Linked DNA regions of Mus musculus: region 2 is linked to region 1. The links are chromatin loops, found by intact Hi-C in ENCODE. Cell type or tissue: left cerebral cortex. All regions are shown on one strand.

Evidence for each region. Hi-C counts contacts between places; a loop is a spot of excess contacts. Peaks named below come from ENCODE experiments on the same cell type or tissue, not always from the same donor. Only the 100,000 strongest peaks of a DNase experiment are listed, where the experiment ranks them.
Region 2: it touches region 1 in a loop (4-fold over the local background); 3 of 42 quality-filtered maps call a loop at or near these places.

The regions. Positions count from the first base shown.
Region 1 is chr1:33,039,579-33,047,578 of GRCm38, forward strand. No RefSeq gene overlaps it. Among named protein-coding and RNA genes, the nearest start is that of Gm39616, 130 kb to the right of the region's middle. In left cerebral cortex, no CTCF peak of the experiment used is centred here; a DNase peak (open chromatin) is centred at 3,054.
Region 2 is chr1:32,989,237-32,997,236 of GRCm38, forward strand. No RefSeq gene overlaps it. Among named protein-coding and RNA genes, the nearest start is that of Gm39616, 180 kb to the right of the region's middle. In left cerebral cortex, no CTCF peak of the experiment used is centred here; no DNase peak of the experiment used is centred here.

The DNA of each region.
Region 1 (8,000 bases):
GCAGGCAATTCTGATAAACATGCAATCTAACCTTCACACAATTTTAAATGCACAACTCTACATAAACGTAAGTCTACACAAACTCTGGGCATTTCCTCTCTGTTTTGTTTTTTGATGTTCCTAAACCTGATATTTAGAGGCTCTATGTTCCTAATAAAGAGAGCTGCTGAGGTGTTAAACATCCTGGTAATGTTTGCATGCAGGCTTAATAGTAAGTTCACAATAGACAATAAACTACAAGACCTAGAGAGTGGGGCCATTACCTTATGTAGCAAAAACAAAACAAAAGGACTTTAAAACGGTAAAGATTCTGAGATAGGACAATTATTGTGGAATATCTAGATGAGCCCTAAATATAGTCACCTATGCCTTTATAAGGTCAAGACAAAGAAGGATTTTACTATACAAAAGAGAAAGGCAGAGATTGGACTAATGACATGATAGGTCAAGGAATGATGGAGACATGGAATAGATAGCATACAGACCATGACTTGCAGGCCCCAGAGAGTACAGCCTATATTTTTTCCCTAGTGAACTGATTTCAGATTTCTGGCCTTCAGAGCTATGAGCATAAAAGCTAAAGATTTGTGGTAATTTATCATGGTATGTGATCATTTGTTATGGCAGCTGCAAGGAGCCACTGTAACACATTTCGTTGTATTGCCATTTACCATGGGATAGAAAACATCCCATGTGCAGTTTGGCCGCCATATTTTCAACAACAATACAACAAAGAAAGGGAGGGAGGGAGGGAGGGAGGGAGGGAGGGAGGGACGGAGAGAGAGAGAGAGAGAGAGAGAGAGAGAGAGAGAGAAGAAAGAAAGAAAGAAAGAAAGAAAGAAAGAAAGAAAGAAAGAAAGAAAGAAAGAAAGAAAGAAAGAAAGAAAGAGGAAGAAGGGGACGGGAGAGGGGAGGGGAAGGAAGGAAGGAAGGAAGGAAGGAAGGAACGAACGAACGAACGAACGAACGAACGAACGAACGAACGAACTTTTCCTTGTACCCAATGAGCTACCTTCCAGAGAAACCAAAGTCAAGACACCAAAGAAATATCTTCATATTTGTTTCCATTTTCTTACTAGTTACTAATTATTGCATGAGTCAAACAGAAGGAACACCCCCTCATAGAATCTGTACCCTGTTACTTTAAGCAAAGAAAATATTCTGTTTAACTAACACCTGATGTAATATAGTACTCTCACAGAACAACCTCAAATACCAGAAGCAGTTTTTTCTCAACTATTCCATACACTATTTCACTTCACTGTGACAGAATTGAGAGTGACAGATGGCAAGGAACTTCCCTTCCCCTCCCTTGGTAAATGACAGGAAAGACCCAAGCGCTGTGCACAGATAGATGGAACTGGCACTGCGTTACATCAATCATCTGGGGCTAACTACGTCATCCCTATTATCACAGCAAAACTAATGCTCCGGAGAAGTCTCAAGAACTACATTTCCCAGAAGCCAGACCTGTTGGGGGAAATTAAATCTGAACTGGAAGGCATCTTTCTTGAACTTAAGTTAACAAGTCATGGGCAAGTGGGTGCAGTCTCTCTCCTGATGATCTTATGTAAATTGCCTAACAAATCTTGGTCAATTTGATGGAAACATAACGATGATTAAAGACCATAGCCACCTGATCCAAACACTAACATGTGCCACCTGGTTGTCTGAAGAACTGAATCTCTTCCATTTTATTAACTTTACTTTGACATGCTCAAAGTGATGCTTACCAAACATTATCTTTTCAAACCACTGTGAAGACACACAGACAGGAACAGCTGTGATTTATAAATGCAATACTTACTTTAACTGCTAGAAGAACTTGAAATAAAGTGTCCTTTAGAATATAGAGACTCTAACATCCAGCACGGCTCTTTCTAATACCTTATTATTTCAGAAAAACTACAGTATAATTGACAGGGGAAAAAAATCTTCTTGGTCCCTTCCTGTTCCTCTTCGAACTCTTGCATCTAGTTATTCTGGTGGGTGACTCCTAGCAACTGTTTCATATTTCTGTCCTTCATCCTTAAGTGTTATTATTGAGCTCAAAGAATAGGAATTACAATGTGAATTACAAGAAAGCTATCAACAAAGCACATTATCCAAAGCAGCTAAATATTTCTCCTCAAAGCTTATTAGCACCAGGCCACAGATATATCACCAACTGCCTCGCCATTCAAATAATGCATTGATTGAAAGGCATTAAAAAGATTTTTTGAACTCAAGAATGATTTCCAATAAGAACTGTCACAAATAACCGTATTTATTTTCTTGTCAAGCCATATAACTCAAGAGAATGTACCAACAGTCTTATTTCTAACTTGTATGTGAGTAGTGTCTACATTTAGGCTGAATGGCCAAATAGATTGTTTTAACTTTCACTACTATAGTCTCTACAACTATAGATATAAAACAAAACAAAACTTTGTTTGAAAATTCCAGTAGGATAAAGTCTTCACTAATATGCCTTTGTGCAAATAAGGGTGTTCTGCTTGCAAGAATGCTAAGGGATCACGTCCAGAGAAGACTGAACTGGTATGGAGAGGAGGGTAATGCTTACCCCATCGACTACATTAGCTGAAACAAACCAAACAACCAAAGAAAAAACCAGAATCTGATCATCAGTGGCATTAGAGATGCCAGTTCACTAGTGTCTTAACATTTGTAAACGTAATTGAACACCATGACTGTGGTGGTGGTACGTAACTACAGTTACTATTTACTCAGTGTTGTGATCCAAATGTGTCAGGTCCTAGTGATCCAAAGCATGAAAGGGACATAAAGTCTGCTATGATCATCAATCTGTAGGGACTGGTGGCCAGAGAATGAGAAACAGTGAACTTTTTATGATCTGGGGAATTCTTGCCGAGGAGAATGAAAGAATGAAAGAAAATCTGAACTTAGTCAAACAAGCAAGGGCAACAAAGAGTTAAAGTGCACAGAGGAGGTTCAATATCTGTATTTCTGCCAAAGATCACCAGCAGAAGCAGCAGCTGTCAGGTGCCATGGACAGCAAGAATCAGGGAGTGTGTCACAATAGAAGAATCAAATGACTGTTTCAGCTCGGATAACAGTGAAAAGGACTCAGTAAACAGAAGGGCTGGGTGAATAGAGGCTCTTACAGTCTGCTGCTGAGATTAACTTCATCTCATTCCCTGCCCACAGGAAGATTTGCAGCAAAATAAAAAGCTGGAATAGAGGTCTGAATGGCTCAAAAGGGCAGAAAAATGAAGATAACTTTATTCTTAAAGGAAAAATGTCTGTTTAGCTCTACTTTATTCATTTATATGTCATTTACTTCTCAGGCTCACACCCTGGGTCATTATGACCCTCATCTTATAAAAGGGAAAATGTAAAGATTAAGCTCCAAGATAATCCATCAGGGTCTGAACCTAGAACTTACTTGATTTGCTTTAATGTTTAAAACCAGTATACAGCATATGAGCTCACTCAACTTCACACTACTGATGTATTCAGCTTAAACACATAAGGCACATTCACAAAAAATTATAAATTCTCTCTGGGATTAGACCAGCTGAAATCTGATGGAGGCATTCTACCTTAAACTGCATTTGGGATTAAATTAAAATATTGAGACTCAGGGCTAGAAAGAATGGTTCAGTAGATGAGATGGCCCAAGTTTAATACCCAGCACACATGTCAGGTGGCCCACAACTACCTACACCCCTGGCTCAATGGAATTCTCCATGGACACCTATATTGATGTACACATACCCAACCCCACACATGCACATCCACTCACATAAAATAAATAAATATTTAAAAATAAATAAAAATTGACAACTAAAATCCTCCCATCAACTTTGACATCAAAGGTGAAAGATCTTTTATTACTTAACTTGTTTGCTCTTATTTTCAAGCAAAAAAAAAAAAAAAAAAAAAAAAAAAAACTCATTCAAGCTAATTCTACACACAAGATTGCCAGGGTGAAAGGGAACTTGAATCTGGCTGTGACTAATGGATGCTGGGACCCAACATCATCTTAATAGTCTGTCTCTTTATAAATTTCTTCCCTGCCATGCTCAGTCCAGCTGAACCTAAGAAAGTACCAACCTAACTTTTTTTCTTGCTATTGACAGAAGACATGAAAGCACAATTCCTCCCTCAAATTTGTATGACTCCCAGACAAATGTAATCTGGTTTGGACATTTTGGTTATCACTATTGCTTGTCAGGTCTATCAAAAGTCAGATGGTTGAATGCTCTTTCATTCTACCTAGATGTTAATCATAGATCTGGGAGATGTTGCTCAAGCTCTGGCCTCTTGTAGCAGCCTTCATAGCCCTCACTGTTTGTTGAGAAGAGCAGACAGAAGAAAAGAGCAGCAGGTCACAGTGGGATACAGCCTCAGAGACGGGATCCCCAGCCGTCCATGTGTTCCAGGGTCTGTGTTGGTACTGGTCCTTTGTAGCAAGCCTGGGGTCTATATCCTTCGTCTTGCAGATTTGTCAGCTCTCTGGAACTCTTCTGTGAATGAGTCCTTGCAAGTTGTCTAACTCTTTACAGCCAGCTCTCTCAGGCCATTTTTCTTCTCCAGGTGTCTTCCCTCCCTGAATGCCCTCAAACTGTTCAAGCTGTTCCTTTAGTGATCACTGACTTTCGCCACCTAAGGATCCATTCAGGACCTGGGGCACATGGAACAGCTGCAGTCACTTGGACTCAGACATGCACGCCGAACCAGGTTGGAATCCCAGCCAGCAACCAGTGGTAAGCCATATCACTGATACCTGGTGGACGTAGGGCAATGCTACTGTGGCATAGCCTCAGAGTCTCTGCAAGTGGCCCTTTCTTCAGAAAAATAAAATAAAATAAAATAAAATAAAATAAAATAAAACAAAACAAAACAAAACAAAACAAAATAAAATAAAATAAAATATTGACTTCAGGCACTTTGCTTTGGGAGCCAGGTGGTGTTGAATCACATAGGCCACAGGCTATGCAGGACTTGCATGGTTTTCAGGTAGCTGTCAATCAGGTCAAGGCTGTGTCCACTACTTCAATTAGTGCAGGGTTGAGTCTGGGACTAAATCCCGCCCACTTGTCAGTGGCCCTGCCCAATGCAGTCATTTATTCAACCACCTGTAACTCCTGCTCTTCCTCCTCTATCTAAGGGCACCCACATACACAGGCATAAATACATAAATAAATGTTCCTTTTAAAAATTAGAGCCAGTGAACAGGAACGTGTCACTAAATAAAAACTTGCTGTAAGTCAAAGCAAAATAGAAAAAGAAGGGACAAGCCAGGAGTTAGAGGCCTCTATATATTCTTGAAATGTAGCTTCAAATTTGCTGTGACTGTGTTTAGTTCATTACAATGGTAAAAATACATAAAAAAAGGACTCAAGAAAATTAGAGACTGAAATATTTGCACAGACATAGCAAAATAATAGTTAAAGGCCAAAATGGATGCAGAGAAAGATCACTAGGGAAAGTGCTAGCCATGCAAGTGAGAGGCTATAAGACCAAATCCCTGGAGACCATGAGAAAGCCAGATGTATAGAACAAGCATCTGGAAGCTTGTGGGCCAGGCTAGCATACATCATGAGAAAAAACAAAGGTAGTCTGCCTCAAACAGGATGAATGCCAAGGACAGACCAACATGAAGGATGTTCTCAGAACTTCACTTTAGCATGGCATCTGTGCACCTGCATTCACCATCATGAACCTCATACATACACACACACACACACACACACACACACACACACACACGGGGGAGGGGAGTTGAAGGCAGGGAAGGGAGGAGAGAAAGGAGGAGAGAGAGAGGAGTGAAGGGAGGGATGGAGGGAAGGAAGGGAAAGGGAAAGAAGGAGAGGAAATGAGAGAGAGGTAGGCAGGAAAAGAGAGAGAGAGAGAGAGAGAGAGAGAGAGAGAGAGAGAGAGAGAACGAGAACCAACTATTGGAATTCAAATCCAGTAAAGATCAGGCATATGCCAATTATAGAAACTTTGTATTTAAACTAAAGATCAAATGTATGTGTTGCTTGGGAAAATGAAAAAAATGTTTCCAAGACACATTAATAGTGAGACCATCAGCTATTGGATGGATCACAGGGTCCCCAATGGAGGAGCTAGAGAAAGTACCCAAGGAGCTAAAGGGATCTGCAACCCTATAGGTGGAACAACATTATGAACTAACCAGTACCCCGGAGCTCTTGACTCTAGCTGCATATGTATCAAAAGATGGCCTAGTCAGCCATCACTGGAAAGAGAGGCCCATTGGACTTGCAAACTTTATATGCCCCAGTACAGGGGAACGCCAGGGCCAAAGAGTGGGAGTGGGTGGGTAGGGGAATAGGGGACTTTTGGGATAGCATTGGAAATGTAAATGAGGAAAATACCTAATAAAAAATATTTTTAAGGCGGAACTTGAGACTGCGGTACATAGGGAAGCAGGCTACCCGGGCCTGATCTGGGGCACAAGTCCCTTCCGCTCGACTCGTGACTCGAGCCCCGGGCTACCTTGCCAGCAGAGTCTTGCCCAACACCCGCAAGGGTCCACACGGGACTCCCCACGGGACCCTAAGACCTCTGGTGAGTGGATCACAGTGCCTGCCCCAATCCAATCGCGCGGAACTCGAGACTGCGGTACATAGGGAAGCAGGCTACCCGGGCCTGATCTGGGGCACAAGTCCCTTCCGCTCGACTCGAGACTCGAGCCCCGGGCTACCTTGCCAGCAGAGTCTTGCCCAACACCCGCAAGGGTCCACGGGGGACTCCCCACGGGACCCTAAGACCTCTGGTGAGTGGATCACAGTGCCTGCCCCAATCCAATCGCGCGGAACTCGTGACTGCGGTACATAGGGAAGCAGGCTACCCGGGCTTGATCTGGGGCACAAACCCCTTCCACTCCACTCGAGCCCCGGCTACCTTGCCAGCTGAGTCGCCTGACACCCGCAAGGGCCCACACAGGATTCCACACGTGATCCTAAGACCTCTAGTGAGTGGAACACAACTTCTGCCAGGAGTCTGGTTCGAACACCAGATATCTGGGTACCTGCCTTGCAAGAAGAGAGCTTGCCTGCAGAGAATACTCTGCCCACTGAAACTAAGGAGAGTGCTACCCTCCAGGTCTGCTCATAGAGGCTAACAGAGTCACCTGAAGAACAAGCTCTTAACAGTGACAACTAAAACAGCTAGCTTCAGAGATTACCAGATGGCGAAAGGCAAACGTAAGAATCCTACTAACAGAAATCAAGACCACTCACCATCATCAGAACGTAGCACTCCCACCCCACCTAGTCCTGGGCACCCCAACACAACCGAAAATCTAGACCCAGATTTAAAAACATTTCTCATGATGATGATAGAGGACATCAAGAAGGACTTTCATAAGTCACTTAAAGATTTACAGGAGAGCACTGCTAAAGAGTTACAGGCTCTTAAAGAAAAGCAGGAAAACACAGCCAAACAGGTGATGGAAATGAACAAAACCATACTAGAACTAAAAGGGGAAGTAGACACAATAAAGAAAACCCAAAGCGAGGCAACGCTGGAGATAGAAACCCTAGGAAAGAGATCTGGAACCATAGATGCGAGCATCAGCAACAGAATACAAGAAATGGAAGAGAGAATCTCAGGTGCAGAAGATTCCATAGAGAACATCGACACAACAGTCAAAGAAAATACAAAATGCAAAAGGATCCTAACTCAAAACATCCAGGTAATCCAGGACACAATGAGAAGACCAAACCTACGGATAATAGGAATTGATGAGAATGAAGATTTTCAACTTAAAGGGCCAGCTAATATCTTCAACAAAATAATAGAAGAAAACTTCCCAAACATAAAAAAAGAGATGCCCATGATCATACAAGAAGCATACAGAACTCCAAATAGACTGGACCAGAAAAGAAATTCCTCCCGACACATAATAATCAGAACAACAAATGCACTAAATAAAGATAGAATATTAAAAGCAGTAAGGGAGAAAGGTCAAGTAACATATAAAGGAAGGCCTATCAGAATTACACCAG
Region 2 (8,000 bases), 50 kb before region 1:
GAAGAGAGCTGGTGAACCTGAAGTCTTCAGAAAAATTTAGTACATTAATTTTAATATGTTTGTCTAAATGAGCTCCAAAGAGAAAAAGGAATGGAAATGAAGAATTATTTTGACAATAACATTAGAAGACTTTTTTTAATTTGACAAAATACTTGAACACACACGTCCTACAATTCAAAATGAAGATTGAAGTGGGCAAAATGCAAGTCATGCTCAAGGGCTTTATTCCAAAACTAAAAAGAAAAAAGAAAAAAAAAAAAGAAACAAACAAAGAAACAAAGAAACATAGCCGGGCAGTGGTGGTGCACATCTTTAATCCCAACACTTGGGAGGCTGAGGCAGGTGGATTTCTGAGTTCCAGTACAGCCTGGTCTATAGAGTCAGTTTCAGGACAGCCAGGGCTATACAGAGAAACCCTGTCTTGAAAAAACAAACAAACAAACAAAAACAAAAACAAACAAAAAGAAATATAAAGAAAACATAAATCTCTCGATGGGACAGTCTCTGGATGGCCTTTCCTTCAGTCTCTGTTCCATTTTTTTGTCCCCGTCTTTCCTCTGGACAGGAATATTTCTGGGTTAAAAATTTTGAGATGCAGAGGTGGCCCCATTCCTCTACAGGGGGTGGTCTTTACAGGTTGTATCTCCCCTTTGTTTGGTATTTTAGCTAAAATCATCACCATTGGATCCTGGAAACCTCCTGGTTCCCTGGAGTGTGGGACTTTCTAGAGGCTACCTCTAGCTCCCCATCCCACACTGCTATATGTTTCTATTCAATTGCCTTACCCTCTGTACTTCTCTCCTGTCCCTTCCAAAACCTGAATCTGCCCCCTTTTTTCTTCCCCTCCTCTCTCCCTCCTACATACCTCTCCTCCTCTATCTCCTGTGATTGTTTTGTTCCCTGTTCTATGAAGGACTGAAGCATCCACACTTTGGTCTTAGAGGGAGCCATGGCTCTAGATACATATGTAGCAGAGGATGGCCTTATCTGATATCAATGGGAGGAGAAGCCCTTGGTCTTGTGGCGCCTTGATGCCCCAGTGTAGGTGGATGCTAGAGGAGTGAGGCAAGAGTGGGTAGTGGGTGGAGGAGCACCCTCATAGAGGCAAAGGGGAGGAGGAGAGGGTAGATGGGAAGGACGGTTTGTGGAGCAGAAACATGGAAGGGGGATATAATTTGAAATGTAAATAAGTAAAATTATTAATAAAAAAGAAAGCATACATTTCAGTAGAAAATATTACTATTAGTGAAATAATAACACAGCTAACTTAACTTCAAAAAATGATTTAGAATTTTTATAAAATGAACATAAAGTGAATATTGACGATGGAAAGATTAAAGCAGAGAAAATAAGAGGAGAGAATTAACCAGAATGAAAGGTATATGCAAAGGCTATATTGAAACCTACTAACTTATAACCAAACTAAAAATATAACGAAAAGTATATACAAAAGAGATACCTTATAATGTTGCTTCTAAAAGCCGTGCTTTAGTAAATGGACGACAACAACAACAATAAAGGGCTGGCGAGATGGCTCAGTGGTTAAGAGCGTCGACTGCTCTTCCGAAGATCCCGAGTTCAAATCCCAGCAACCACGTGGTGGCTCACAACCATCTGTAATGAAATCTGATGCCCTCTTCTGGAGTGTCTGAAGACAGCTACAGTGTACTTACATATAATAAATAAATAAATCTTAAAAAAAATAAAAACAACAACAACAAAATCGCAGTGCCAGATGTAAGGTGCCTCTGTATGAATTGTTATTCAAGGAAGCAATGGAAGCACCCCAAACAATACAAACTCTTGCCATTTTCTTCTGGTTGTTTACTAGAACTAGATGATAAGATGTTATCACCAAAGACACTGTATACCCTGTCTATAAAATAGGAGGACATTAGATGAACTAAGAGCTACTTCCTGCTAAGTAATCTGCTACAGAAGAAAAAGCATCCATAATACTTCCCAGGTATGAACCCTATGAATTTCAATACCATGATGTACCCACTTGTGTAATACTGGTATGGTGCTTGAACAACCATAACATATATCTGGAAGACTTAGGTCAGACCCATATAGGCCCTGAGTCCCCATAAGCCCTGTTTCTATGTGCAGTTTTGTTTGTTTGTTTGTTTGCTGTTTTTGTTGGTGGTAGTGACTGTGTGGTTAGTTGTTTTTGGTTTTAGTTTGGTTTGGTTTGGTTTGGTTTTTGCCAGTTGTGTTTGGTTTTATCATAAGTCTCTAGGCTGTCCAGCCTCTGTTTTCTGGCCCTTTGGGTAGTGTCAGACATGGGCTCCCTATCATGGCATAGGTCTCAAGCTAGACCAGTCATTGGCTGGCAACTCTCAAAAATTCTGAGCCCCCCTTTATTCCACCAAATCTTGCAGGCAAAGACAAAATGTATGTCAAAGTTTTGCCTACAATTTGTAGTTGGGTTGGTGTTCTAATACCACCACTGGAAGCTTTGTTTGGTCACAGAAAATGGCTGGTTCAGGTTCCATATCCCCATTTACTAGAAGTCTTCACTAGGTTCAACTTCATGGATCCCAGAGAGCCTCATTGCATCATGTCTCTACATAGCTCCTCAAATGCCCCCTTAATTCCAGTAGTCTCTCCTATTATTCTCTCCTTCCACCTTATGTTTCCTGATCCCATCCCTACCCACCCCTAGTCCACCCATAAAATCTTTTTTATTTCCCCTTCCATTGAGATAAATGTATCCTACCTTGAGCCTTTCTTCTTTCTTAGCCTCTTCGTGTCTTGGATTGCACAACAATTATCTTTTACTTTACAACTAATATCCACTTATACATAAGTACATACCATGTTTGAATTTTTGGATCTGGGTTACCTTACAGAGAATGATTTTTTCCAGTTCTACTCATTTGCCTACAATTTCATGAAGACAATTTTTTTAGCAGCTAAGTAGTATTCCATTGTGTAAATGTGCCACATTTTCTTTATCCATTCTTCAGTTGGTGGACAGCAAGGTTGCTTCCAGTTTCTGGCAATTATGAATAAAACTACTATGAACTTAGTTAAGCAAGGGTCCTTGTGGTATGGTAGAGATTCTTTTGGGGATATGGACAGGAGTGATATAGCTAGGTCTTCGGGTATGTCAATTCCCAACTTTCTGAGACACTTTCATGTAGATTTCAGAGTGGCTGCACATATTTAAACTCCCAATAGCAATGGAGGTGTGTTCCCCTTGTTCCACATCCTTGCCAGCATGAGCTGTCACTTGAGTTTTTCATCTTTGACATTCTGACAGGTGTAAGATGATACCTGAAAGTAGTTTTGATTTGTGCTTCCTTGATGAATAACGCTGTCAAACATTTCTCTAAGTTCTTCTAAGCCTCTGTTGAGAATTGTCTGTTTCACTCTGCATGTCATTTTGAAATTAGATTACTTAGTTTGGTGATGTCTAGTTTCTTGAGTTCTTTATATTTTTGGAAATTAGCCTATGTATATGTGGAGTTGGTTTAAAAAAAATCCCATTGTGCAGGATGCCATTTTGTCTAGAAGCTTTTGCATTTCCTAAGGTCCCATATATTAATTTTCAATTTTGTTGTGTGCACTATGGGTGAAATGTTCAGGAAGTTGTCTCCTGTGCCAGTGCACTCAAGGCTATTCTCTGTTTTCTATCAGGTTCACAATATCCAGTTTTATGTTGAGGTCTTTAATCCACTTGGGCTTGCGTTTTGTTCAGGGTGATAAATATGGATCTGTTTGCATTTTTCTATGTGCAGACATCCAGTTAGACCAGCATCATTTGTTGAAGATGCTTTCTTTTTTCCACTGTGTATTTCTGGCTTCTTTATCAAAAACCAGGTATCCATATGTGTTTGGATTTACACCAAGATCTTCAACTCAATTTCATTGATCAGTGTGTATGTTTTTATGCCAATACTATGCTATTTTTATTATTACTCCTCTGTAGCATATCTTGAAACCAGGGATAGTGATACCTCCAGAAGTTCTTTTATTGTACAGGATTGTTTTTAGGTATCCTGGGTTATTTGCTTTTCCATATTGGATTGGTTACTGTTCTTTCAAGGTCTGTAAAGAATTGTGTTGAAGTTTTGTTAGAGATTACATTGAATCTGTAAATTGCTTTTGGTAACATGGTCATTTGTCCTATGTTAATCCTACCTATCCATGAGCATGGTAAATCTTTCCATCTTCTGATATCTTCTCCAATTTCTTTCTTCAGATAGCTAAAGTTATTGTAGCACAAGTTGTTCACTTCTTTGTTCAGAGCTACTCTCAAGATATTCTCTACTATCTGTGGCTATTGTGAAGGATGGCGTTTTTCTTATGTCTTTACTTTTATTTTGGCTTAGTAATGAGTGTGCCAATGTTTATGTTCCACTTTGTAACCAAATCATTCTTTTACATTTTAAAATTACTGAAAAACAATAGTACTGGAGCTTTTATGACTCTGTAATTATAGGTTTTTCAGCAAAGTACCAATCCTAAGCAATATGTTTACAAGTACATATAGCTTTGCCTAGAATCATCTTTTCCTTCTTATAGACTCAATTTCCTACTTCCTATGGGAATAGTCTTTTTAACCCACTTTTAATGAAATTATCTCCTTTCCTGTTTCACACGTGCTCCCTGTATGAATCCTCTATGAGTATCCTCTATTGCTGAGATGCTCTCTAGCCTGACAACTGTGCTTTTCTGGGATGACAGGTCCCTACTTTTCTGGATTACATTGTCACTTCCCAGATAATTATGATGATTTTTTGGAGTATTTTTCCAATTATCTTCCTAAGAAAAAATACATTGAAAGAATGTAACAGGTACCCAAGTATGTGGGTTATATTTTATAATAACCCACATAGTTTATTGGTTTAGAGAAACACCACTCTATAAAATAACCAATTATATACTATAAATAAACAGAAACCCAGGATACTGCCCATAGGCACACCTGTAGAAATGGCCCATCATCCTAGCAAGGAGTTCAAGCAGATGGTAACTGTTTTACCTGGAAGAAAGGTGGCCCTAAAGCCAACATTTAATTATGAGCTTGTTGCTTTCCTAGTGCTTGCCAAATTCTAGCTCAGTATCAGACAGAGAAAGACACAACCCCTAACAAATAACATAGGAAACCAATCTTTTTGAAGCCTATCTATAACTTCCACATGTCAATAGCCTTCAGTCAAAACATAGCCCAGCTCTTCCATATTCTTCATGAACTTCAGTTCATGCCACTCCCTCCTTTGAATCTCTGACAAAACCAAGTAGTGTTATCTAATTATTCTGCTATATGAAACTCTGGATGGTTGTGACTGGCTCCTTTCACTTAGCATGATATGCTCAAGGTGTGTCCATGCTGTGACATGTGACAGTTTCATTCTCTCTTCTGTATATACATTTGGGCATATATCTATTATGTATAGAATACATTTTGCTGCCTATTCATTAGTCTATAGAACTAGGATAGAATAAATCCGCTTTAGAATTACTATGAATAAAATTCCTGGGAATGTTGGGTTATGTTTTGTGCAGAATGTCTTTTTCACTCATGCTCCTACAGGTAACTCCAATATAATAATCATTCACAAAGCTGGACTTGGATAGATTGGTTTCCTGGCTCTGTCTTCAGTCCCTTATCTGGAGTGAACAGGTGCTTCTTCACATCTTCCCATGAAAAGTTACAAAACTTCATTAACCAATAACTTCCCTTGAAGAGTAACACTTGGATTCTATTTCTACCTTCATTTAGGTTTTTTTTTATTTGCATGTGATTTTAGGTTTGCATTTGTGAATGAGAGGAAGATTGTTATTACCCACCTACAGCTTTCCCATTGTTCTCCATCTCCCACTCATCATGAATTTTTTTTGTTTGTTTTTCAATTTTAAAAGATAGTTTTGCTGTGTATGATTGTTTGGGTTGGCAATTGTGGTTTTCTGAAATTAGAATACATTTTTTCAAACTTTTTGCCTTTAAAGGTTTCTGCTAAATATTCAAGTGTCATGCCAATGGACCTGCGCTTATAAGTAACTTATCCTTTCTTTCTTCAACTCACAATATCCTTTATTATTTTTAAAAATTTTTTAACTATATTATATCATGGAGAATTTTCTTTCTTGCCCAGTCTATTTTGTTTCCTGTAGATTTCCTGTGCCTAAATGATAATCTTTCTATCTAAGTTTGGAAATTTTTTCTTCTAGTATTTCACTGAAGAAACTCTCTATAACTTTGCTATACAGTATTCTTTGCCCTCTTCTATGACCAAAACTTGAAGGCTCTGTCTTTTGTTGTTTCCAAAAGCTCTCCCACTTTCTGTTCATGTATTTTTAAATTCATCACTAATCTTTACTGAATGATCTAATTTTTCCATCTTGTCTTCTATCCCTGATTATCTGTTTTGACATGAACTATTCTGTTGGTGAAGGTTTTCACTGAAATTTTTAACTCACTTATTGAATTTGCCATTTTATGCATCATTTCAATGTGTATTTCCTTCAGAAAACCCAACTCCATTTTAACAACTTGAACTGACGTATATTTGAGTTATTTGAACATGGTTGTAATCATTTTTTTGAATTCTTTGTCTAGAAGTCCTTGCAAGTCATTTTAATAAGAGCCACTATTAGGATGTTTGTAGTTTTGGAAAAGACATATTATTTTTGTTGTTCTTCTTTTTATTCCTACATTGGGATGTGTACATCTGTATTTAGTTTGCTATTTGAGTTTTTATTTATTTATTTATTCAAGTTACTTCTCTTCTCTCAGCAGATTTTCTTACTATGTACAAGACAGAATTAATTCTTACACAGAATTGGCATGTCAATTTCTTCTCCTTGTTTGGTGTTTATGAGTGAAACCTCTATCTTGGGTCTTCTACTTTGTCTGCTGCAACTTGGTATTTACAAGTCACCCAGCTCAGAACACATTTTCTCTAGCAGACTAGATTGGTGCTGGGTTCCAAGGACTGAAAGGCAAATTGAAGATGTGGATCAAGTCGCTGGCAGGGTTCTGGTGAACACCAAATAGTGGGAAGGCCTTGGTTTCTTTGCCATGTAGAAGGAAATAGTGGCTCCTGGTAGGCATCCAAGAAACTTTGGGGATGACCCAAATAAAAGATTCTTGGAAGGGGGATTCAGTAGCCTTCCTGGCTCCCCATACCATATGTAATGACTGAAGAGTTCAGATGACTGGTAGAGAGCAGACTGAGATCTGACAAGTTCCAAAAGGAAGATAGAGGCCCGGAGGAGGTAGAGGTCTGGCACATACCCAAAGGGCTTTGAGGTCACCTCAATAAAAGGAAGTCCCAAAGTGTGGTGAGGGTAGTCTACCTTGCTCTTCTTGCCAGGGGAAAAGTCTGGAGAATCCTTGAAAGATACTGAGATGGGAACATGTGAGTCACAAAGGGTACCTTCTTCATTTTAAGGCAACTGTCCTCTTGCTTTCCTGAAATGAAGTTACCTATAACACCAGGATTTGAAAGTGAAAGTTACGTTTGATTTGTATGTCTAAGGAGCATTTTTAAACCACCCTTCTGCTGTCCTTTTTTAACTCCTTCTATTCCATATCTCTTATTAAGTTTGATAAAAATCTTTTATACTACACAGACTCCTTCCCTGCACTGTTTACTTGTATGGAAATCTCATTCTTAGGTCTCTAAAATAGATTTAATAGAGAAGATTGAATTAAAGGGTAATTTTGAAAATTATATATATTGATATGTTATGATAAGTATCTGATGTGATAAGCATACGATACACATTGCTTTCAACTCTGTTGTAATGCATTGTGAAGCCTCATCTTGTACTCAATTGCAGCCTCACTATTTTCTACTTTATTACCATCTCTTTCCTAGCTCTTCTGCACTCCTCCTGGCTCCCAAGTATTTAAAGCCACTTTTATTTTTATGTTTTAAGCCACTAGTATTTGGAATAGTCCACACTCAAATCACCACAAGTGATACCCTGATGATACACACTGCCATCTTCAAAAATAACTTAAAATTTCAGAAAGGTATCTT